3 separate regions of the Mus musculus genome follow, and all the other regions are linked to region 3. A link is a loop called in an ENCODE intact Hi-C map of the cell type or tissue named here. Cell type or tissue: gastrocnemius. All regions are shown on one strand.

The links. Peaks named below come from ENCODE experiments on the same cell type or tissue, not always from the same donor. Only the 100,000 strongest peaks of a DNase experiment are listed, where the experiment ranks them.
Region 1: it touches region 3 in a loop (2.0-fold over the local background); 5 of 42 quality-filtered maps call a loop at or near these places.
Region 2: it touches region 3 in a loop (7-fold over the local background); 13 of 42 quality-filtered maps call a loop at or near these places.

Annotation. Positions count from the first base shown.
Region 1 is chr8:122,324,487-122,332,486 of GRCm38, forward strand. It overlaps Zfpm1 (zinc finger protein, multitype 1), which reads left to right. Exons shown (of 10, transcript NM_009569.4): 5 at 7,604-7,703. Among named protein-coding and RNA genes, the nearest start is that of Gm46056, 16 kb to the right of the region's middle. RefSeq lists an enhancer at 5,185-5,475. In gastrocnemius, no CTCF peak of the experiment used is centred here; DNase peaks (open chromatin) are centred at 4,768 and 6,841; H3K27ac peaks cover 1,105 bases.
Region 2 is chr8:122,227,363-122,235,362 of GRCm38, forward strand. Zfp469 (zinc finger protein 469) reads left to right here and starts at 2,912. Exons shown (of 3, transcript NM_001362883.1): 1 at 2,912-3,049. In gastrocnemius, CTCF peaks have their summits at 3,540 and 6,944; DNase peaks (open chromatin) are centred at 2,650, 2,965, 3,501, 4,011 and 1 more place; H3K4me3 peaks cover 1,986 bases; H3K27ac peaks cover 5,609 bases.
Region 3 is chr8:122,159,073-122,167,072 of GRCm38, forward strand. It overlaps a transcript of Zfp469 not described here. Among named protein-coding and RNA genes, the nearest start is that of Gm39268, 13 kb to the left of the region's middle. In gastrocnemius, a CTCF peak has its summit at 4,150 (motif pointing right); DNase peaks (open chromatin) are centred at 4,143 and 5,402.

The sequences.
Region 1 (8,000 bases), 170 kb after region 3:
CAAACATAGGGCAGCCATGTAGGCAGCAAATGAGCAGGGATTGGAGAGGTTTGTACAATGTCCACAGCCTATGATGGCAAAGGCCAGGGCCAGCCCTAGGCTTCCTGGCTAGTCCTGTCAATCCTAGGATGAAATGTCTCCCTGCCAGATACTGTCGGGTAGGCCCTGTTTCCTGATTTAGAGTGTGGACTGATCACAGATATTCACTGGCTGGCCAGTGTCACATGCTTCTGGGCTCCTTGGTCTGAGGGCACATGGCTGCCTTCTGAGGGCCCTTGTTGGGAAGGCTGAGACTTCCCTAGCACCCAGAGGCCAGGATGCTGCACACACATTCACACTCGCAGACTCACCTTCAGAAATATCTCAGAAGCACAGACTGATGCAGTCCACAGACAGGCAGGTAGGGAGCAGTAGACCACCACCACTCAAAACCCTTTGTGGTGAGTCAGAATCTGTGCTCACTGGGTCCAAACACACCACCGACTGAGGCCTGTGGCCTGGCCATACAGTCTTCCAGCCACCAGGAGAGGTAACTTGTCCCAGACTGTCCAGTAAGAGCAGGAGCTAGCTCAGACCAAACATGTCCACCTTGGGGTTTCTGCTTGCTATATCCCAGGCAGATCCTTCCTGCTCAGGGCCACTCTTTCCTCAGTCCTTGGGGTCCCAGGCAGGTCACATGGAACACAGAGGCTTGCTTTAGGCCTAGGCCTATAAAGAGAATGTAGAGCCAGGCTGTACTGTGAGGTGGGAGTTGATCCCCTTGCCTGCTGGCAGCATCATGAATTAAGAGGGAGAGATCTGGAGTGGTGCTTGACCCTGTACATACTTGGTAGAGCCTGAGAATGGAGAGGGGCCCAAGGTCCAGGGAGGAATGTCATAGAACAGCTAGTTAAGGTCCTGTAGGAAGGAAGCCAGGGCTTTCAAAGTGGCTGTGCCGGGTGGGTGTGTCATGTGGGCTGTGGACAGCAAGAGACTTGGAGACCGTTGCCACTGGTCAGTCAGTATGCAAGCATGAACCTGGAGCCCCTGTCTCCAGACTTCAGTCAGGAAAACCCACATGTGGCAAAAGGAGCAAAGGCAGGTCTGCCCAGGCCTGGGAACCAGGTCCTGGTATGCCCTGTGTCTGTCTCTTCCAGTCCTAGGAGGCAGGCTGCTGTCTCTAAGTTTTTAAATTCATTCTCATTCATATTCTCTCTCCCTCCCTCCCTCTCTCTCTCTCTCTCTCTCTCTCCTCCTCCCTCCCTCCTTCCCTCCCTCTCCATCTGTCTGTCCATCCACACATGCCCACACACACATGTAGATCTCAGAGGACAGCTCAGAGGAGTTGCTTTGCTCTTTCTACCTTATGAATCCTAGGGATTGAACTCATATTGCCAGGCTTAGCACCACAACCTCTTTACCCACTGAACCATCTCGCTAGCCTGCAAAGTCCCCATTTTATAGATGACAAAGCTAGGACTCTGAGGCTCTGGCCCAAGTCACTGGGCTCCAGAGACCTAAGGAAGATGCAGCCCCAGCTCCGCTCAAACACTTCTCCCGCCATCTGCAAGCCCCCCCCCTGTCCACAGGAGCCCCAGGCCTTGCTACCTCAGCTCCTGGATTTTGTCCCAGGCGGCTCAGCCTGGGAAGGCAGGAAGGAGAATCCTCACTAAGGTGTAAGACGCCGCCAAAGCAGTGCAGCCCCTGCCTCTGAGGCTCTCAGACGGGGAGGAAGCTCCTCCCTCTCTCCCCTCTCCCCTCTATCTCACAGAATTAAATCCTTGATTAACCCTTATCTCCCCAGCAAGGCACTATCTCCGCTTTGGCGCCAAGCGTCCAGACACACGCTACAGATGATTGATTTCTGAAAGATATGGGCGCCTTTGCGATACTTCGTTTATTGTCTAAATATTTTTGCTAACATTCAGCGGGCTCTTATCAAGTTCGGCTGATGGGTCCCAGTTCTCCCTGCAGCCTAAGGAAGAAGTCGCCTCCTGCCCCATGGCCCTATCAGCCACCAGGCAGTTCCTCCTCTCCCCTTAGAGAAGAAGGAGGGGGCGCATGTAGATATGGGGCCTGTTTCCCGGGCTTCTCTTAGGCTGGGGGCTGCTCACCATGGGGACAAATTGGAAGGGAAATGCCCCCTAACACTCCCACCCACACCAGATGTCCAGGGTTAGTATCCAGGAAGGAAACTGAGTCACACAGCCCTGAGTGGATTTGGTAGTCCTGTCTTTATCGCTCGCTATGGTTTGCATGCCTGTAAGAGGGCAGTTGAAAAGCCTCCTTAGGGTCACAGCTCACAGTGGATAATGATGAGAGGGAGTCAAGGATGTTAAAGTGGGTGAGTGGGTGGGTGGGTGAGTAGGTATGGGATGTATACATGGTATACAGATGGATAGAAAGATGAGTAGATTTTAGGTAGGTGGATAAATGAATAGCGGGTGGGTTGGTAGATAAGTGAATGTGTACATGTGTATTCATAAATGGGCACATGTGTGGATGGACAGGTGATCAGATAGAGGGTGGGGGGGTGAGTGGATGAATGGATGGGTGGAAGAGTCGATGAGCAGATACAGAAGTGTGGTCGTGGAGGGATGCATAGGTGGATGTGAGTGCACAGCCCTTCACCCCAGCCTGCCTATGTTGGTCTGCCTGCTCAGCTTGCTTACTTTGGCCAGGGGCCACCATAGCATCAGTGAGGCCAGGGGAGGGTCCGTGACTGCTGAGCGGGGTGGCAGATGCATTAAGAAAAGATGCTAGGAACCGGGCGTGGTGGTGCACACCTTTAATCCCGGCACTTGGGAGGCAGAGGCAGGCAAATTTCTGAGTTCAAGGCCAGCCTGGTCTACAGCGTGAGTTCCAGGACAGCCAGGGCTACACAAAGAAACCCTGGCTCGAAAAACCAAAAGAAAAAAAAAAAAAAGAAAAGAAAAGAAAAGAAAAAAGAAAAAGAAAAGATGCTAGAAAGGCTGAAGTGGGCCCAGACTGCGTGACTTCATGTGGACCAGCCTTTAGGTCAGTCCCTAATGGCCTGAGGTCCTCTCATCTGGGGATGGAGTGAGGGAGCCTAGGCTAGCCCAAACTCACCTTACTGGGACTTGAGGGAGTGCTGGGGAAGTTTGGTTTCCATCCCCATCTTTGTGTAACAAGGGAGGGAGGGTACCCAGGAAAGGCATCTCCTCTCCAGGGCATGCAGCCCAGCTGTGCCCACTGCTGTTCTACCCAGATGTGAAATATAGTTTGAGCCCTGCTTCACTGGCCTGGGGAAGCATTCCAAGCCCCGCCTTAAAGAGACAGCAGCCCAGCCTGAGAAACCTCAGCTGGAAAGTGGCTGTCTGCTGTAACCTGACAGCAGGCATAGATGTACCCCGAGTGCCACACCCTGTACACTCTGTCATAGCTGAAGACAGAGGCCACTATCCTAAGGGGCAGAGTAGGTCCTGTGCTCTTTGAGGCAGAGCTGCCTGAGGCGTCTGGTGGCCCCAGGACTCTTGGTCTTCATGTGGCTCCATCTCCCCTTGTACCTTCTCTTTTTTATGTCATTTGTTATTTGGGCTACCCTGTTCCAGGTGATTTCATATTTTCATATGAAATATGCAAAGACCCTTTCTCTAAATAAGATCACTCTCACAATTCTGGTGACATCTGTGAAGCCACCATTCTGCCCAGTCCATAGAGACTGGGACAGTCAGGAGTGTCATTTGGCTCAGTCACCAGGCCCAGTCTAGGTTTGCTCTTGGCTTTGTGGGGGCCTGAGCCCCCTTCTTCTCCATCTTTGGTTTCCCCGTCAGCTAAGGGAGAAGCTTAAAAAATATCCTAGGCTCCCACCCCTCCTCAGGCTCCTCCATCTGCTCCTGAGCTGCAGCAGCTATGGCCTCAGACCTGCCTGCAGCTAGCTCCATCTTTGGGCCCCAAAGCCACCCTGAGGTAAAAGGCTGGGGCCAGGAGGTGAGCAGCAGGGCCCACCCTACACAGAGGGATGGCTGGCAGGGATGGCATGAGCCATGCGCCTGTGACTCTCCCCGCAGGTGATCTCTGCCCTCATTTCTCTGCCTGAGATGGCCAGCATCGTCCTTGCTCTCCTCCCAACACGAAATGCAGTTAACATGAACCCAAGCTCACTCTTGCTGGTCCCTTGTCCCCTGTTGTCCCTGGCCCTTCAAAGGCCCTGCTCCTTCCCCTTTACTATGTACTGTGTCTCTAGCCCTTGGCACAGAGCTGGCCTTCAGGGACTGAGGGGCGAGTACATGGATGAGCAGTGACAGTGGGGTGGGCAGAGCTTCTTAGACTTTGGTTCTAATCCTGTGTACACAGCGTGTATTCTCGGTGAGCCTCAACCCTACACCTATGAAGTGGGCGATGGGCATCTGGGGAAAAGAGAGGAGCCATAGGCTGTTATCACTGTGGAAGGAGGGTGGATCAGCAGGAGAGAGGGCCTAATTAGAGTCACCCTGTGACCACAGGCCCCAGCACTAGTCCCCAGCATATGGGGACCTGAAGCCCAGGCAGCAGTGTGGGATACCATTTTTGGAGCAAGCTGCCCACCTGAGAGGGCTCACCTTCCCTGAAAACGGCTTTATGAGCAGCAAGATTTGGGAACAGCCGCAGATAAAGTCGTCTCAGAGATGGTTTCTGATGGTTTCTGATGGTTATCAGCCCGCAGAGTCGGACACTGACCTCTTTGTTGGGGGAACAGGAGCAGGCTCAGATCCACAGGAGAATTTAAAGTGGCTGATGTCATCCAGGGCTGGGGGGAGGGAGAGTTGGAGCCAGGAGGGAGAGACAAATGATGGCTGGAGGGGCAGCGAGTGGGACAGATGCCAGGGCTCTTCTCTGACCTAGACACACCTGAACAGAGGAGCCGGGGGCCGGGAGCTGAACTCCTCCTCCGAGGCCTACCTGAGAGACCCAGACAGGGAGAAGAGTGACCACAAAGCCCTGTCCCAAGCCCCAACCTATCCTGATGCAGGGCAATGACATTCACACACACACACACACACACACACACACACACACACACACACACACACACACACGGAAACAGAGAAGGGACCTGCATGGAGGCGCAGGACCTCTGTTTTGGGGCAGCCAGGAACTCATGGCCCATTTCCCTGGGGACTTGATGTGCTGGACAGCAACCACTGCTCCCTCCTAGCACTGCTCCCCAAGGTTGCATGCACCCCATGCCACAGTGCTGCAAGGGGGTGCGGTATGGTGTTCCATGCACTGGGACTGCCACAGAAAGAGCAGCTTGTGCAGCGTCAGCAAAGTGGCGTGCGTGTGCGCGCTCGTGTTTTTATCATGCGGTGAACACGCTGCTCCGGAGAGCGATAAGCGTTAAACCGACCGCGAGGCTGTCAGTCTCAGTTTGAGGGTTTAGAAATATTGGGACGAATAATTAGATTTCATATCGTTACCACAGCACCCATCAGAGGATCAGGCAGATTAATTTTCTCACCCTCCTCCGCTCATTAATATTCATTAGAGTAGTGGAAGGCTGAGGCAGGGAGGGCCAGACCCAGCCACCTCACTGACAGCCATCTGCTGGGGCCAGGAACAGCTAGCCTGTGAGAGTCAGAGGCCCCCTGTGTGGCTGCCCACACCCGTCTGCTGCTTACTCTGTGCTATCCAACTGTGACCTTGAAAGCTCACCTACCCCCTGCATCCCTGGGAGCCACCTCCTGACGGAAGCCAGCCGATCTGAAGCAGGCTCTTGGGTAGAATGCACTCCCTCAGTGGACGTGTGGCAACTGCCAGCAAGGTCCAGGGTGCAAGGCAATACCTAGGTCCAGAGATGCCTTACTGTTCATGTTATCCTTCAAGCAGAGCATAAGTAAGCAGCCGTGGCCAGTATACACAGCTCTAGGGCTTCCTGTATCCTCACATTCATCTGTGCCCAGGGCAGAAAGGCCCACAGAGAAGGGCACAGCCTCCCTAGCCCCCAGCTCTCCCACCGCCCTGAGATGGTGGCAGGACAAGGAAGGGGATTCCTTCCCCTATCCTGACAGCAACTTTGTCATGTGGGCCTCACCGTGCTGGCATACAGGAAACTGAAGCCAGAGGTGCAGGTGTTACCTGCTAGGACTCCAGGGCTCCCCTTCAGAACCAGCTTATCTCCACTCCCTGCTCCATGGCAAGCCACGTGGCAGCAGGCAGGTGACGTGGAAGCCACCGGGCTGGGCTGTCATGACCTCATGGGTCACTGGGAGTTCCCAGCTAGTAGGCCTTATCTTGTTGGCTCTGTATATGCCATGTGAATGCGATCTGTAAAGAGTTGGTCCACAGGGGTCACAGGAGAAAGGTCAGACCTGAACCCTGACGTTTGGCCCCAGAGCCTATGTGGGCATCACACACAAGGGGACCCAGGAGTGCCAAGCACTGTCCTGGCAGTTCCCCTTACAGTCAGCAGCCTGTTTCTCCTCCTGTTCCAGCCTGTTGGTCATCTTCCTTACCCAGTGAGCTCATTGCCATGACCACCGCAGCGGTTCTTAGGAGCCGGGAGTGAGCAGGGGCTCTAAGCTTTGGGTTAAGAGTTCCTGGGGTGCAGGTTTCTGAGTGAAAGGCATTTATTTGAATCAAACAGCGAATGGCCGACAGGATGATACACAGGCCTGCTCTGCCTTTACACATAGTGCCCGAGTGGCTTAGTCCAGGGGCTAAGTAAGCTCAGCGAACAGGGAGGTGCCCAAGTGGCAGCAGTCACCCACCCCACCCTCCAAGGATAGACAGGACTGGGCCTCTGCTGTCCCTGCCTTCCACTGGCTGTGTCTCATCCTCCACCGGAGACCAAATCCCAGCCCAGCCTTCCAGCCTGGGCTGCACAGAGACATGGCCACGTACACTTACTTCCTCTGCTGCTGGGCTGAGAGCCAGGGTGCAGGGGGCAGGAAGCAAGCAGCTTTGGTGGCCCTGGGGGGCTGAGCCCAGAGCTCTTCCCTTCCAGGTTCAGATGGAGCTGCAGAGGAAGTGTGTGGCACAGCCCTAGGCTGGAACTTCTAACCCCAACCCCCTCCCCTTTATTCTGTCTCAGTTCCCTGGCCCATATGATGGGGAAGAGGGCACAGAGCCTCAGCTACCCACTACCCCTCGCTCCCTGGCAACACAGCTGTCTTGGGTTGGGGCAGCCAATCTCAGGAGAAGGACAGTGCTCTCAATGAACGGACAGGGCCAAAAGTTCCACCCTGCACCAGAAAGGAAAGCTCTACTGTACAGAGACATGGGCTCGTGCTCTCCCTCTCTCCCTCTCTCCCTCTCTCCCTCCCTCTCTCCCTCTCTCCCTCCCTCCCTCCCTTTCTCAGTTCCTTGCAGGAATCTAGCAGTTGCGTGGTATGGGCCATACCCTTGGTGCCAGCAGCTCTGCTGTCACAGAAAGAGAACACACATCAGCAGGCTCTATAGATTCAGTGCTTGACAGCTCTAGACCTTTGTTCCCAACAGAGACCAATGCATAGCCTGGGAATGCACAGCTCCCTGCCATGCCTCCAGTTATCATAGTGTTTGAACTACACAAGTCCTACTGCTATGAGCTACCAGGCTGCTGACCACCACTACACAACAGAGCAAAGCCCCCCACTCGGCATCCTATATAGACTGAGCCTTTCCCATCTCCACTCTTCTCTAGGGCCCAGCTGTGACCCTGATGGTGGATGAGAGCTGCTGGCTAAGGATGCTGCCCCAGGTCCTAACTGAAGAAGCCGCCAACTCAGAGATCTACAGGAAGGGTCTGTATCTCATGCCTGCCTCCCTCCCCGCTAAGGTCTTTCAGAAGGCAGGGTCACTTGGTTCTGACTGGTCCAGCTCTTAAAGGGACACCAGCTTATCTGGGTAACAATCAAACTGCCTGAGAGAGCACCCTGAACCCCATCTGAGAGGATGATGGACAACCTTTGGAGCTGCAATCCCATGCGAATCATAACCACTGACACAAGAGCTAGAGGGACCACCCTGGGCCCTCTACAGCCAGCCCCTGAACACAAGAGCTAGAGGGACCACCCTGGGCCCTCCACAGCCACTGAACA
Region 2 (8,000 bases), 68 kb after region 3:
AAGTGTGTGTGTGTGCACGCACATGCATGTATATGGATGGATGGATGGCTTGTGGCCACCGGCTGAGGTAGCCAGGGTCAAACTTGCTGGAGTGTGACAGTGTGGTCCTGCAATCCACCAGAGACTTCTGCTCCTCCCACCCTGCTCTGTGCTGGTGGTGTGGTTTGTTTCTGCATCGGGCAGAAGTTAGAGCGATGACTCAGGAGCACTGCTGGCTCCCTGGCCACCCCAGAGCCAAGAAGCCTCTGCCAGAGGTAGCCAGCGCTGGCCTTGTGTGCTGGGTTGACTAGGGGCTTGGTCAGGGCCAGAGACCTGGACTCTCTCCTTGTGGCTGGATAAATCAAGTTAGCATCTCTGGCTGGGCCACGATTTCCCTAGAGAATGAGGGCTCAGAACTCCCATCCCTTCCCCAAAAGTTCATGCGGGGGGGGGGGGGGTGAAAGGCAGGAGCAGAGAGGTTCCCTCAGGAGCCTCTTCTCTGGCCCCAGGTGTGTGTGTGTGTGTGTGTGTGTGTGTGTGTGTTAGCAGCTCCTCCCAGGACAAAGAGGTCATTCTGTCAGGAGCTCTGGCTCTTGTTCAGGACCGAGAGGAGAAGATGAGGCTGCCGGACATAAGTCCAAGGCATCCTTGAGGAAGGACCCTGTCACTCAGAAAAGTCTCATAACAGCATTCTCATGCTCATGTGACTGATGTCTAGAGTGAGAGGAGACCTTGACCCTGCCATCCTGTGCACACCGAGGCTTCACAGTGTTACTACGGCCCCACCTGTGCCTCAACATCACTGATCAGTCACGGGTAGCCATGGGAGAGGATGCAGGCTTTCCAGTCAGAGGACTGAAGACAGCACCAGAGCCTGGAAAAGGGGCAGCAGCTTGCCAAGCAGAGGAGACCTGCCTTGCTATGGCCTCCTGAGCAGTAGGACAGGGCTGTAGGCCTCACACCCACCTGACTCGAGAATTACAGGGCCTGTCCACTGTTAAGGCTGTAGCAGCAGGTGGGGGCACCAGTGACCTCGGTTATTGTGTCTGTAGCCTGGGCAGTGTCCAGAGGCACACAGCTAGAGAAACATGTGTCCAAATACTACATGCATGCACACATATATGTTTATGTGCACACATATGCATGTATATGTGTTCGCAGATGCACATGCCCCAAGCACATACATATATACATACATACATACATACATACATAAACACACTGGTATATTTTGAAATCTTGGCCTTCCTTAAAGTTAAAACAGATATGTCTTCCAAGGTCTCCCGGGTGGGTGGGACCCCAGCAGTAGGGACTGGGAAGCCTGGTAGCTGGGGTATTCCTCCACTCACAGTTAGTTTCTCAGACCCTTCCTGGATGTTTTCTGAGGAGCAAGAGATCCTGGGTCCACAGGCCCAGAATGATACTGCGGAAATGTGATCAGAATTCCAGAGCTGGGGTGCAGGGCAGGGTGGGGGCCTCTCAACCCAGATTCTATTCACATTTGCATCCCCTTCGGGCTCACTCACTGTCACATGCCACACTGCACAGTCCCAGGAAGATCAGCTTTGCCCTGCAGCACACTGCAGCTCAGGGCCATTCACAAGTGAGTGGTTCAGCATAGGCCTTGGGACCTGCCCAAGGCCAGGAGTTTCCCAGGAAGCATCCTGGAAGCCTGCGCCCAGCCTTGCTTTGCATGATAAAGGTGTTCCCAGGAGTGAAACTGGAACTTCTGAGTGGCAGCTAGACCTACTGGGGGTGGGAGCTGTGGAAGGGCTCTTTCTGACAGGGTCTCTTTCCGTGAAGTACCCCCGCCTGTTGAGAAGCCCACAGATCAATGGTCAGTGATCCAGTTCATCTAAAGTGGAGTCAGTGATCTTCTCTCTCTCAGGACCTGGGGCTGTGAGCTCACATCGTGTACGTGTGTGCGTGGAGACCAGAGGTCGGCTTCAGGTGCTGTCCGCTTTGTTATGGAGACAGGTTACCCTGGAGCTCACCGAGTAAATTAAGCTGCCTGGCCAGCTAGCCCCAGGGATCTGCCTGGCTCTTGCTTCCCCAGCACTGGGTTCAAATACACGCCACACCTTGCCTTTTTACTCAATGCTGGGGCATTGAACCCTCATGCTGAGCTGAACATCTTAACATAAGCTCTTCCAGCTGTGTGGCCTCTGGCAGATTCCTGATCTGTGAAGCTTGGGTTCATGTTAGATGTGGCATTTTGTCAGATGATCTTAAAGGTGCCCCTCCGTCTCTAGAGACCTAAATAGCTCCTTCGGTCCCCACTACGTTCCAGTGTGCTCATCCCCAGGCTGGATGATGGCCCAGTAGGAAGCCACCAAGGTTGATGACTTCGAGCTCTGTGTTATGACAGAAGCCCGCTGGACATCTACTCCAGGCCGCAGCACCTTAGAGTGTCAGACTTATGTACTGGGGGGTAGGGGGAGGCTTAACCTGAATTTTCCCCTAAACAGGTGTCAGCTATGGCCCGGGCCCTAACCTTCCGGGACAGAAGCCAGAGGAAGAGGTTTAGTTGCTTTTGGTGGCCCAGGGACTGGGAGGAGCGAAGGATGGATAGAGCTGCGACTGGAAGCCACACGGTGGAATGGTGGCAGCCGTTTCCGAAGTTGCGCTGAAGCCAGGCTTTCCGCCCAGCGGCGTGCCAGCTGTAGAACTGGCCAAGGAGCGTGTTGTGGGGGGAGAGGGTTGGTGACCGGGGAGAGAGTTTCCCACCAGGCCGGCGTGGCTAGGTGGATCACATGAAACCAACACCTAGGAAAAGCCGTGCTAAAAATAGCCGGGGCGGGGCGGGGGGGGGGGGGGGCGCAAGCGTGTAACCCAAGCCGGGGCGCTGCTGTGCGTCCGGCCTCCGCGCGAGCGCTGCCCGCGGACCGGCCCGGGAGGCGGCCCTCTGCTCGCACCCCGCCCCAGGCGCAGCGCGGCGGCTCGGTGCCCGGCGGACGGGCGGGCGGGCGGCCGGGGCGCTGCGGGCGGGGATGAGCGCTGGGGCTACGCGGTCCGGGCGCGGGCGCCCCGCGCGTCCCGGGAACTGGAGCTACGCGCGGCCGGGGCGGAGGTGAGTGCGCGTCGCTGGGGTGATCAGGGACGGGTGCGGTCACCGCGCTGCCCTCCAGGCGCACGGCTGGCCTCGGGTTCCGACACACGGTGAGACGAGCTGCAGGCGCCGAGTACCGAACTCGGGGCTGCCTGGCCCAGCCCCTGAGAGAGCTGTTGGGGATGTCGCCCGCGAGTTGCGAAGCACAGAGCAAGCATCACCAGAGCCCAGGGGAGTCGGAGCCACGGGGCTGCGGGAGGTGAAGCGGTAACTCATTCATTGCGACTTGGAACCGTTCGTATGCTACTCCACCGCCGCCCGCTCGGGACCCCCTAAGGTCTGATTCCGCGGGCGGGATGGGGTCCGGCTAGCGGACTTGAGGGTCACCACGCTCTTGCTTCCGCCAGGAGGCCCATCGCGCCCCCACCCACCCTGTGCTTTGGGGCAGCTCCGCTGGAGGAGTCCACGGAGTTAAGCTAAGCCGACCGCGGAGACACTGCGCCCCTCGTGGCGATGGTGGGAAGGGGAGGGTATCGTAGCGGGATTCAATCGGACTTCCAGTGGCGGCCTGGACCCTGTCCTGCACCCGAGACCCCAGGGTAGAAGCAGGGATGTGCATAGCAGACAGGAAAGCGGAACAGCCGGGCTGCTGAGTGGGGCTCGGGCTCCAGCTGAGACAGTTGATGGCTTTTCTTCGGGCTCCTCTGAGCCGGCTGTGTGGGGACTGTGCCACGTGTTACTACTGCATTTAATCTTCCTAGTGAAATGGGTGGAACCCCGTGCTCTAGATGAAGAGGGTCAGAGTGGCCTGTGTTGCACAGCTGGAAAGCAGCAGAGGTGCTGACAGTCCAGAGCCACACTGCCAGTTGACTCTGGTCCAGTTCCCCCTGTTAGAGGGACAAAGGTGTGTCGAGGCCTCTGTGTCCTGCACTGTCCCAACCGTCTTTACTCAGCCAACACCCAAGTCCGGAAAATAACAGACAAGCGGGCAAAATGCTTGGGCATATTGACGGGGCCAGTCGGGGAGAGCAGCAGCTGGCCAGCAGTCCCTTCAGGATGGCATAAGCTTGCCTGGCAGGTCCCTTTTGCCATAAGCTTGGCCTGGCAGGTCCCAAACAACTGGGCAGAGCCAACAGAGTGTGTCTTCCTTATTGTGAATGGGAGAAGGCAGCAGAGGACGGCACAGGGTTTCTTCAGTCTGGGAGATAAGGTGAGACAAAGCAAGTGGACTCCAGGCTGTCAGTATCCCAGGGCATTGTAGAGGCCGTGGGAGAGCCAAAGAGAGCTCTGAAGTCATGAGCTTACAGTGTCAGTGATTTAGTCTCCACAAGACCCCACCCTCCACCGACCCAGGTCAGTGGCTGCTTGTATGCCCCCAGCGATGGCCTCTCACTCCTTCACAGCAGCCTGAGCCTTCTGTCCTGCCGCTACTGGAGGATCCGTTTCAGCCCAAGCCCCTAGCTGTCAATCACCTGGAGTGACAGGCGACACAGTAAGCCTGGAGTTGCCACAGTTGCCTTGGAGAAGTTAGTGGTATGTCACTCCCCACCAAGTCTTTGGAGCATGTACCTTTTACAACTTGGCATTGCAAGCCAGGAAGTGTCCTGCCACCTGCTTTGGGAAGCAAGCCCTGGGTCTTTCTCTGCGTGCCCTTGCTAAGTACTGACATGGCCTGGAAGCAGAGGCCAGGCCACACACTGAAACTTATGTGCAGCCTGGGCTTCTGGGCCAACCCCCAATCCATCTTGGGAAGAATTCCATTTCTGGGTCTGCTTTCTCCTCTAGAGCTGCAACGGTGTGGAGGAGGGGCATACTTGCACAGGTATACCCAGGCCAGGGGCAAGTGTGGCAGGTAGCATGGCCTTGGGCAAGTCACTAAACCTGGCTGGTCCTGGGCTCCAGCCGATGGAAGCAGGTGGCCAGGTACTGGACTGCATCTGCTTCTTGTTTTCCTCATCAGCCCTCCATTGGCCTCACCCCATTTCCTCCTGGAACTCGTGCGTGAACAATGAAGGGTGAGAGGGCCTTTAACACAGCCCCTTCCTCCCACACCTACCTGGGACACTCAGTTCCCTTCCCTCTTGGGACACCTCCCATTCTGTCCCTGTCCTCGATGGCCATCACCAGAGCAGGTGAAGCCGTGTCCCCTCTCTAAAAGGAACAGCAGCTACAATATGGCCCAGCCCATCTCCAAATAACATTCTGCACCCAGCACCTCTGACTGACACCCTCAGCCCCGTTCTCTGTGGAGCTGACCCATAGTGCTCTGACCCAAGCATGGCGGGAGGAAGGCTCCAAGTGGGCTCTGGGCTTTGTATTGAGGTGACATGGCTCCCTCACGACCTGGAAAGGTTTCTTTGGCCTCTCTCTTTTTGTTTGTGCTTGCCATTCACCCTGGGGCTGAGGCTGGGGCTGAGGCTGGGGCCAGGGCAGTAGAAGCTGTCAGTGTTATCCTGCAGACCTGTCATGAAGTCTGCCAGCATCCCACCATTTCCAGTGGTAGAAATCCGGTCAGTACGGGTGAGTAGTGGTTCTTTGCTGCGCTAGCGTACTTTGCTCACCAAGAAGCCACAAACCCCAGGGCATCTCATCATCTGTATCAGAGCCTCCGCTTTAGCGCCATGATGTCTATGCCGTATGCGAGCTGCTATTTCTGTTCCCAAGGACTGCACTCAGCCTAACCCACTGTGCACACTAGGGAATGACCTCCCTCCCCAGAGACACAAAGAGCCAAGGCATCTGTCATGTCCGGCAAGTCTGTCATGTCTGGCTTGGGATCCCTTCTCAGGTGTTTAGTGCTCATCCATGGTATGGGACATGGTGCAAAACAGGTCCTAAGGCTGCAGGGACCCACGCAGAGGTGCCTGGCCTGGCTGAGCTCAGCAGTGAGGTTCCTGCCACCAGTTGTTCCTCAGCACTGATCGCTGCTCCTCGAACACATGTGCACGCATGCACGCATGCATGCTGCTGCTGCTGTTGCTGCAGAAGCGTGTATTGAGTTCAGACTGGAGCAAGTGTGCCTGGCAGAGTGGAGCAGGGACTGTGACATGTCTTTAAACCATATATTTCCGTGTCCAGCCTGGCAGGATTGAAGTGGTCTCTGGGAATTACACTGTTGGCTAAGTGGAGCCTACTCTAGAGAGGCAACGCCCAAGCTAAGTTCTGCTTATGAGCATGGAGAGGCTACAGAGAGGCTTGTCTGAGGACACTGCCATGCACCCAACACTCTGCTATCCTACCCTTCCCCCAACACACACACACACACACACACACACACAGTCTCTTCCATCACTCAGCATGTAAAGGGCCCACTGCCTTCTGGGAGCTGGGATCCAACTTCTCTTTTTCTCTAAGTGATTCTGACCTGCACACCCCATCTCCACTCAGTTCTGCTCCTTCCAGATGAGAGGGGTGAGCCCCGTGGATAAAAAGAATATTTATTAGCTTGGGACCTATTTATTAGCCTCAGGCCTAACTTCATTCTGTCCTGGCCTTTGCAGTGTGTAAGACCAGGACAGACATGGAGCCACAGTCTGTATAAAAGTGGCCAAGAATGGGAGGCCTCTCTGCCTACCCTGTCCCCGACCTAGGGTGTAGTGTTACTGAACAGGCTTAGAGAGCAAAGACAGGTGAGTGCCACTGTGAATGGCCACACATGTGAGTCGCTGGAGACTATGCCCAGGAGACAGGCTGAGGAAGCTTCCCCTCCCATCCTGGCTCCTCCTGCTGGTGCTGGTGCCAGTGGCAGAATGGGGGACATTCCGTCCCCTGGCTGTCTCTCACAGCGTCTGTCCTGTGTTTGGCTGCTCCGGGGCTGGCATCTCAGCCAGCCACCTAACAGAGTCAACATTCATGAGCAGCAGTCAGGGGCCCCAGCCGGCTGGGGCACTGCAGAATGTGACCGTTAGGAGCGCCCCTGAGCGGCATTTTCCACATTCCTTGGGGTTCACCGGGCCAATGCGGCCTTGGCCGTGTGTAAACAGGCCAAGGCTCTGCAGGACCTGGATGTGGCCACTGGGCACCACAGGAGCGGGAGCATGGAATGCTGACTCCATGGCTGGCCAGTCCAGGAGCCAGGCTGCTGGTCTGGTCCTTGAAGAAACAAGTCTTTTGGCTGAGGCTGGGTGCTAGCTGCGGTGGGCACCATCACCATCCAGTGCAGCCTACAAGGCAAAGGCCTCGCCTCCCCCACCTACCACTTACCACACAGCACCCACCACACAGCACCCACCACACAGCACCCTTTCAAAGTGTAAAAGTCCTATGGGGTTTAGTACGCTCACAGAGCTGTGCACTCACAATCTCATTCTAGAACATTCCACCACCTCCCCCACCTCTTCCCAGCATCCTCTAATCTCCTCTATCTCTACCTCTATGGATTTGCTTATTCTGGACATTTCATGTGCATATGCTCATGCTCTGTGGCTTTCTGTGTCTGGCTTCTCTCACTGGATGTCATGCATTCAGGGCTTGAGCAGCTGCCTTGGTCAGAGCTTTCGCCTCTGGCTGGCTGGACAGTGTCCTCCCCAACCCCCCCCCCAAGGGCTCTGTATGCCTGTCACTGCAGTGATATGTGGTCGTTATGCATCCTGCTACTATAGACATATATGTCCAGGTGTTTCTGTGGGCATATGTCTTCATTTCTCTCTGGTAATTCCCAGCAGAGGTGCTGAGCCCGAAGAGCCACCCGATCTTGTTTGCCACCATGCCTTGGGCCATGTCACATCTCCACAGGTCAGTGAGCCGTAGGAGCCGTGTATCCCTTTCTGAGGTTGAGAGCCATGGACTCTAGTGGGTAATGCATCGTTCAGGGGCCAGATTCCCGCTCAGCCGCAGACAGAATCATCAAGGCAAAGAGAGTTGTGGTTAGGACCCTGAGCCATGTCTAGGGGACGATTCTGTCCTGCAAGATACTCCATCCTATCCCTCCTGAGATGCTAGCGTCTCCACGTACGTTCTTACCTCACACTGG
Region 3 (8,000 bases):
TGAGAGCACAGTGGCTGTGTTCCAGATATAGCCAAAGTTGTACCTTGTGCTGTGGCTGGACTTGGTAATGTGTAAGGGTCACCCAGGTGGTACTGGTTTTGAAGGCATGAAGGAGTTGAGCAGAGCAGCTGAGGCTTGGCACTGTGAGAGGCCATGGAAGGCCATTGGTGAAAGTGCAGCCTCAGTTGCAATTGATGGCCCAGGACTGAAGGGGTCATGCAGTGTTTTGGAGATGCCAGTACCATGAGATGACCACCAAGAGCAGCAGCAGCAGTGGAGTACAGGCATCTGGAGCCTAGAGGATGAAGCGTGTGCTACAAAGGGCCTGGCTGGAGAAGTGACCCAAGCCCTTGGAGGAGCCCAGAAGATTGTAAGTTGGATCCCAGACATTGGACGGTTGGAGATTGACTTTTGCTTTTGATTGTGGCTGTGCCCTGATATTTTCCCTCTTGAAGGAAGAAACTGTTTTAGTGGAGCCCACGGTTAAGAGACTTTTAATTGTAAAAAGACTTTGGATTTTAAAAGAGATGAATATTTTAAAGAGATTGAAATTTTAAGAATATGTAAAGACTGTGGGACTTTTAAAGTTATTTAGATCTTGGGGATGAATAAGAATGTAAGGGTTGAGGCTTACTAGTGATGTGTTTGTGTGTCAAGTTGACAAGGGGTCAATTGTACTGGCTAGTTTTGTGTCAACTTGACACAGCTGGGGTTATCACAGAGAAAGGAGCTTCAGTTGAGGAAATGCCTCCATGAGATCCAACTCTAAGGCATTTTCTCAATTAGTGATCAAGGGGGAAAGGCCCCTTGTGGGTGGGACCATCTCTGGGCTGGTAGTCTTGGGTTCTATAAGAGAGCAGGCTGAGCAAGCCAGGGGAGGCAAGCCAGTAAAGAACATCCCTCCATGGCCTCTGCATCGGCTCCTGCTTTCTGACCTGCTTGAGTTTCAGTCCTGACTTCCTTGGTGATGAACAGCAGTATGGAAGTGTAAGCCAAATAAACCCTTTCCTCCCCAACTTGCTTCTTGGTCATGATGTTTGTGCAGGAATAGAAACCCTGACTAAGACAGGAGGCAACACTGGAAGCTTTAAGGTCCAGGGATTGTGTCCTATATCTCGACAAGGCTGAAGAAGGCACAGTCTCTTTCCTCCCTTCTAGAGGGCCGTGGAGAGGCACTGACAGACATGCCAGTCGGCTGGTGGGGCTGGAGCCTGGAACTCTGGTCTCCAAATCAGTTCACCCTTACGCCATATACAAATAAAGACATGTGTCATGAGTCTTTACTTCTTCACTTCCCCAAATGACTCCCAGGACCCTGGTGGGGAGGGAAGTGTCCTGGCAGGGACTGGCTTCTTTCTACATCTGGTCGCATGGAGAGAAGGCTGAAGAAGTTGCAGGCAAAGGGCAGAGAACCCAAACAAAGGACCAGAAGGCAGGGAGGGCAAGGATCTCAGATCATCCCTGCTGGCTCAGGCTGGAGGGTGACCTCCAGAATCCTAGAAAATGGAGACCAGAGGAAGTAAAACAGACTCTCGAAAATCAAGGGGCCTCCCTTGGAAATGCTTAGAAGTGAGACCACCTGGGCCTCGATATCCTGGTCCCTCCCTATGCACCTCACCCCCAGGAAGCCCAGAACAGACAGTGGGCGACCACTCTGGGACTCTGTGCAGCAACCAAAACGCTTAGCACACAGAGAGTGCACCAGCTGCCGTGGAGTCTGTATCCTTAACGTATCCAGGGGAGATGCACAAGCTATGAACATGATCCTGAGAACATGGGGCATCTCACCCACACTCGATATGTGACAGGGGTGGGGGGTGCTGTGGGAGGTGTTCCTGGAGGAGTGGGGTGGAGCTAGAGTCCTTTACACCGGTAACCCAGAGCACGGCCTCCCTCCAAAGAGAGACCTCCAAAGCCCCATACTTCATGCCGTGGGTGGGGTCTACACTGAGTTGTGTTTTGGGGGACAAGCAATACTCACATGGCTTTAATGTTTGTGTGTGATTGACAGAGTCTTCGCTGAGAGCCGTGCACCCGAGCCCTGCAGGCGGGCCTGCTCTTCGCCGGAGGGAACGAATCAGAAGGGACCAAGGATCCACAGGTAAGAGCAGCCTTCTTTTCTCCATGGTGTTGATTTGACTTCGGCTCCTGCTCGTTTTGCTCATGATCTGTCTTGGATTTTGCCACACCGTCACAGTGGCTTCTGTCACTACCAGGGTGGCATTAGTACCTGAATTCATCCTGAGTGTTCGCTGGTGCTTGGCTCGCTCCATGCTGGAGCCGGTGCCTGGGCAGTCAGTGTGAGGCTGACTGATGTCTGTCTACTGGTTAGTTTTGTGCAGAAGCCAGTTTTGATCCCAGTAGGCTGTAGAGAAGAGCTTTCATGGTGTGTCCTAGTTTATTATGGAAGGGGGTCACTCTTTAAATGTCACTGGGGCCTCTGGGACTGATGTGCCCAGAGGCAAACATCTGTAAGAGGAGGGGACCATTGCTATTGGGCAAGGTACCTGCACACTCCTCCACACGGTGGTGATACCAAGAGTTCAGGTGGGACTCAAAGCAGCTTTTTGAGCTGTGACTGTGGCCTGCAGGATCCAGTCGCTGCCATGAGACAGAGCTGCATCAGGAACCTGAGAACGGGTCTGGCCATCCTGGGCTTTCCCCGTCACTAGCCTCAGTAGCGTCTGCAGCTTCTCCGTGGGCTGTGTGTCATGTGCCACATCTATAAAACACCCTTTCAAAAGAACCTTCTAGGCACATTTTTAAGGGAGGCCTAAGAAGGGAGGCTGTCCTGGGAGCATGGCTGCCCTGGGAGCACGGCTGTCCTGACAGCTTCCAACTCTCTGAGAGGACATGCTCTGTCCCAAACACCTTGGTGATCACCTAACGGTATAGGGACAATGGAGACCCATCAGCTGACCAACTGTCACAGAGTCCTGACATTTGTCAGCCTAGATGTCCCCCAAAGGCTCAGGGCATTGCTATGCAAACTATTTGGTTTAGTTGTTGTTTTTTATTCATTAGAGCAACTCAGTGTGGGGAGGTTTTCTGGAAAGGGTACCAAGAACCTTCTCCCTTGGGAGTGTCGAAGTCACCTGGGGCTACTGCTGTAGAATTCATCTATTCAGGGCCCTGACAAAGTTCTCCGGTAAATGACCTAGAAGACAGCACAGGCTGAGCTTCAATCAATGTCACTCACGCCAGAGGCTGCAGGTGGCACAAGTAACATCTGCCATTCACTCTGAGGCGATGACAGTCAAAGATGATGGAGAGATGGCAGGATGGAGAGGTAGCTGCCTGTCAAAGGAGGGGGCGGAGCTACTGTGTGTGGTCATGAGACTAGTGGGGGTGGCCCTGGGGTTTACCATGCGCCTGCATCTTCTGTTAGGATGTTCTCCTGGTCAGATAACTGGAGAACAATTTCAGTGGCCTGTGGTACCTGCCAGGTGATTTTCTGGGCCTCTCCGGCATGGTGGAGTGGATGAGGCTAAGGGCCTAGAACTCCAAGATGAAACTTGAGTCTGTAAGAGGGGGGAGCAGAAAGAGCCTGATGGTAGGGGTGCAGAAGGAGTGGAGACTCTGGACTCTGAGTTCTTATGGAAGAAGGCTTGCTTCCAGAGATGGCTCAGATGTCTTTGGCTGATTGTGAATGGTATGTGCTCCTGCTTGGAGGGAAGGGGGTTCCCCCTTGGTTTGCTGAGCTTGCTCAGAGTTCCCAGGCCAGGCTCTGAACCCAACAGGGAGGGTGAGTCTGGAACCCTCTTGAGGGCTGGCTCTGCCCCCAGGAGACCAGGGGCAGCTGGAATTCTCTCTTCCAGGGGACAGGGTGGGGTCGGGCTCTCTGCTCAGGTCACAGAGACACACAGATGTGATGCTTCATCTCAGGGACTTCGACCATGCAGTGCAGTCTCCGGATGGATCCCGCTGTATAGCAGTTCTTTGTAGGCCTTGCAATAACCATCCCCTGCAGGGGGGCGGGCAGCGGCAGCAGCAGCACCCCTCCCTCCTCAGCCTGACCAAGTGATGCTAACCAAGATCACTTGGTTTAACCATTGTCCCCTCCGGCCTCACCACTCAGGCCACCGACTGCAAGCAGGCCTTGTGGCTCTCCTCCCTCTGGACTGTGAGGCAGGGCTGTGCCACCAGAGGGCAGTGTCGGGGCCTGGGGAGTGCCTGTATCTGGGAACCAGGTAGTTGACCGTCTCTCTGGCAACCTTGGACACCTCTAGGGGTTGCAGGGAGCTTTCGCTGCAGTGTGCTTCCAGTCCTTCTGGGATGAAGTACATCCCCTGGGGCTCAGTCACCTGCAAGGAAGTAGTGACAGAGAGGACCATCTTTTCTGATCACGTTGAAACCGGGTGTGAAAATTGAGGGAAGGACAGGAGTTGGGGTGGGGTGGGGGAGCCTCGAGGCAGCTGACGTCTTCTGTGGCACCCTTCATTTCTGAGCAGCATGCCCCAGACCTAGTTACCTTTTCTGCCCGTCTCCTTTACTTTGGTTTGTCTTCCCCCAAATCCAAAGAGCAGATAGATGTTTGTATGAAGCCAGGACACCGTCACGTTAACCAGGTACTCACAGGGTTAGGAGGGGAGATCTCTGGTCATTACCTTGGTGTGAACAATCCAGATTCCGGCTGCAATGCTACCAGAACCAAACAACTTGGTCCAGAGCCCAGAACTTCTGCCTCGAAACTCATAGGGTTCCTTCTGGTGGCTATGAGCCCCACCAAATGGCATCTGGCTGTGAAGGAGCGCCTGCCAACTCACCTGACTTAGTGACCCAGACAGACCTTAGGTGCTGAGAAATCAAACAATACCTTCAAGATTCCCTTTCCCTTCTCTCTCCCACCTCACCCTGAGGGCGCAGGCACCACCATCCATATACGAGCTCTGGGGACATGTGGTGTGGCCTGTGATCAGAAAGCTGTGTACCTTCTCGTGCATCAAGGGGTCCATTTCACAAGCCACAGGGACCCCAGGGTCATGTAGGAAGTGTTCTTATCCCACTGGACAAAGTCACAACTGGTCTTCAGCCATCCCACACAGTGGCATCTCTCCTTGGAGGTCCATGCATTGGCCCCTGGAGATAGTGCGTCCCATCCTGTTCTGACAAGTTCCCCCCAGGGTCTTGCCTACAAAGCCCCACAGAGTTCTTTATGGCTTGATGCCCTCAGGATGGAGTGGCAGGGTTGCTCATCGTAGTTCCACAAGGATATCTGCTTGCAGATCGATGTCTGTGTTAGAGCCTCAATACCCAGGTGCCCTCAGGGCTCTCTGCACCTGCTGCGGCCATGTGCTCACTGCCTGTTCCTCTCCTGCCTACCCCCTCCCTCTTGTGGGAGAGTTAGACATGGGTAGCCTGCTGTCTGTGTGCGGGAGCCAGTGCTGGGCTGTCCTCTGGCCCCAGATCTGAGACGTCTGCCATCAAGAGAGGACATGTCCTGTCTTCTCCTCCCAGCCCTTCACCTGGCCTGGGCGTGTGCCAGGGCTCTGTCAGACAGGTATGAAAGGGAAGTAAGGGACCCATCAAATCGGGTTGTCTGTGCCAAGAGGCCGCCACTCAGTCGGGCCGGCTCAAGAGAGGCACAGGTGAGTGGCTGAACATGTGAGTGGAGGTGTCTGTGTGACCTCAGATCTGTGTGGGGACAGATGGCAGGTGCTGCCCAGGCCCAGAGCCCTGCGGTCTGACCTGCATTCCCACCTCTGCACGTGGTCAGTAACACACAAGCTACCTGGGCCTGGCTCCTGTCCACGCCCCACCTGCTCCCGCCTCATGTTCTTTGAGTGGCACCCCTCTTTTGGTCTCTGCACCTGCAACGTTGCTTTCCAGGGGTCCATGGCTCCTGGAGGTGAAGCTCTGGGGAAGGACAAGAGCCATGGCAATTAAGGGGAGGCGCTGGCTTTGTTGCCCTCCAGGGTGCCTCTTGGTTTTCTTGTTGTGGTTTATTTTTTAACCCGTTCACACTACGGAATATACAGTGTGTTCAAATGGAGCCAGAGATACCCGCATGGCCATGAGGCTTAAGGACAGAACCCAGCAGTGAGGCCCACTGCTTTCCCTGAGGCCGCCGGTACCCTGTGCTCGCAGGCATTCTGTTTTCTTTCATAGCCTAAGCACGTTTCCTCTGTGTTTACACTTTATCGATGACGTCACCAGGGAGGCAACTGACTTTACCCCCCATGTTCCCGTCTCTATAATGCGTCTGGGATGTTGTCTAAGACCCAAGGGCAGTCTGTCCGTCCTGCTGGGTGGCAGTGTGCCCTGCCATGCTTTCTGCTCACAGTCTCTCATCCTGGGTCACAGGAGTCTCTAGTGAAGACCCCGAGGCTCTGTGTAAGTGTACAGAGGTTTTTCTGAGGCCTATGTATGCATGACTGCTGTGGGCGTGGGGAACAGTGCTCTGTGTGTGCCCACAGAAGCCACGGCACCTGTGGCTTCAGGTGTTATAGTTGTCTGTCATTGGTGTCTCTGTTTTCTTTTTCTATCTAGTGGTATCAAAATGGTATTTGTTTGTCCTGGAACTCACTCTGTAGACCAGGCTGGCCTCAAACTCAGAAATCCACATGCCTCTGCCTCCCAAGTGCTGGGATTAAAGGCATGTGCCACCACTGCCCAGCTTGATATTTGTTCTTAAAGTTGGCTCCTTTGCTGCTGTTGTAAGTCGACATCTCTCAAACCATTCTATATAGCTTGTGATGGGAACCCTCTCAGCTCCGCTACGCTCGTACTTCCTGTTCCTCAGTGTCACTGTGCACAGCCTGGCTCCTCGGCCTTTGTATTAATCAGGGTTCTCTAGAGTCACAGAACTTATGGATAGTCTCTATATAGTAAAGGAATTTATTGATGACTTACAGTCTGCAGTCCAATTCCCAACAATGGTTCAGTAGTAGCTGTGAATGGAAGTCCAAGGATCTAGCAGTTACTCAGTCCCACACGGCAAGCAGGCGAAGGAGTGAGAGTGAGACTCCCTTCTTCCAATGTCCTTATATTGTCTCCAGCAGAAGGTGTAGCCCAGATTAAAGGTGTATTCCACCATACCTTTAATCCCAGATGACCTTGAACTCGGAGATCTCCCTGTCTTAATCTTCTGAAATCCATGGCCACTATGCCTCAAGATCTCTATACCAAGATCCAGATCAGAAACTTCTCTCTCCCAGCCTCCAGATTAGGGTCACTGGTGAGCCTTCCAATTCTGGATTGTAGTTCATTCCAAATATAGTCAAGTTGACAACCAGGAATAGCCATTACAGCCTGTGATGTCCTTGTCCTGGATGTTGGTGTGTGTGTGTGTGTGTGTGTGTGTGTGTGTGTGTGTGTGTGCCTTTAGAGGCCTCTGCACAGGAACTCCCTGTCCCTGCACTAAGGCGGCCACCATCAAAATGACTTTATGATGCCAAGGTCGCTGTGTTTTGAGGCCTGCCACATCCTGTGATTTCCTTTTCCTTTGTCGCAGGTACATCTGTGTGTGGATCCTTGGTGGCCTCCTGGGTGGAGGGAGGAGAGCAGGAGGTCCGTGTGATGAGGCCGCCTGTGGCTCCCTGAGTGTTGGTTCTGTTACAGTCGGCTTCTCTACTGTGAGGTTTAGCTCCCCGTGGATTTGATCACTCTGTCTGTCTTGGCTGGAACATGATCTCTTCCCATCCACGCTGGAGTTCGTGCACGCACTACGATAAATGCCGTGCGGAAAGGAGCATTCGCAGATGGAGGTGACACACATGCGTGAAGGACAATGACTTAGAGTTTACAAAGGGAGAGGCCAATCACAGCAAAAGCACCCCAGGCACCAGGATCAGTCAGCCATTTCAGGGAAAGTCCACCAGCCCAGTGTTCTTTGTGATTCTGTAGTGATGTCGTGAAGAAGAGGATCGTGGTCACAGCGGTGATGGTGGTATCTATAACAGTGATAGTGATAGTAATTAAGGTGGTGGCAAGTGATTATAACCATGATGATGGTGATAGATGTGTTGGTGATGATGGTGATGATGGTGATGGTGGTGATG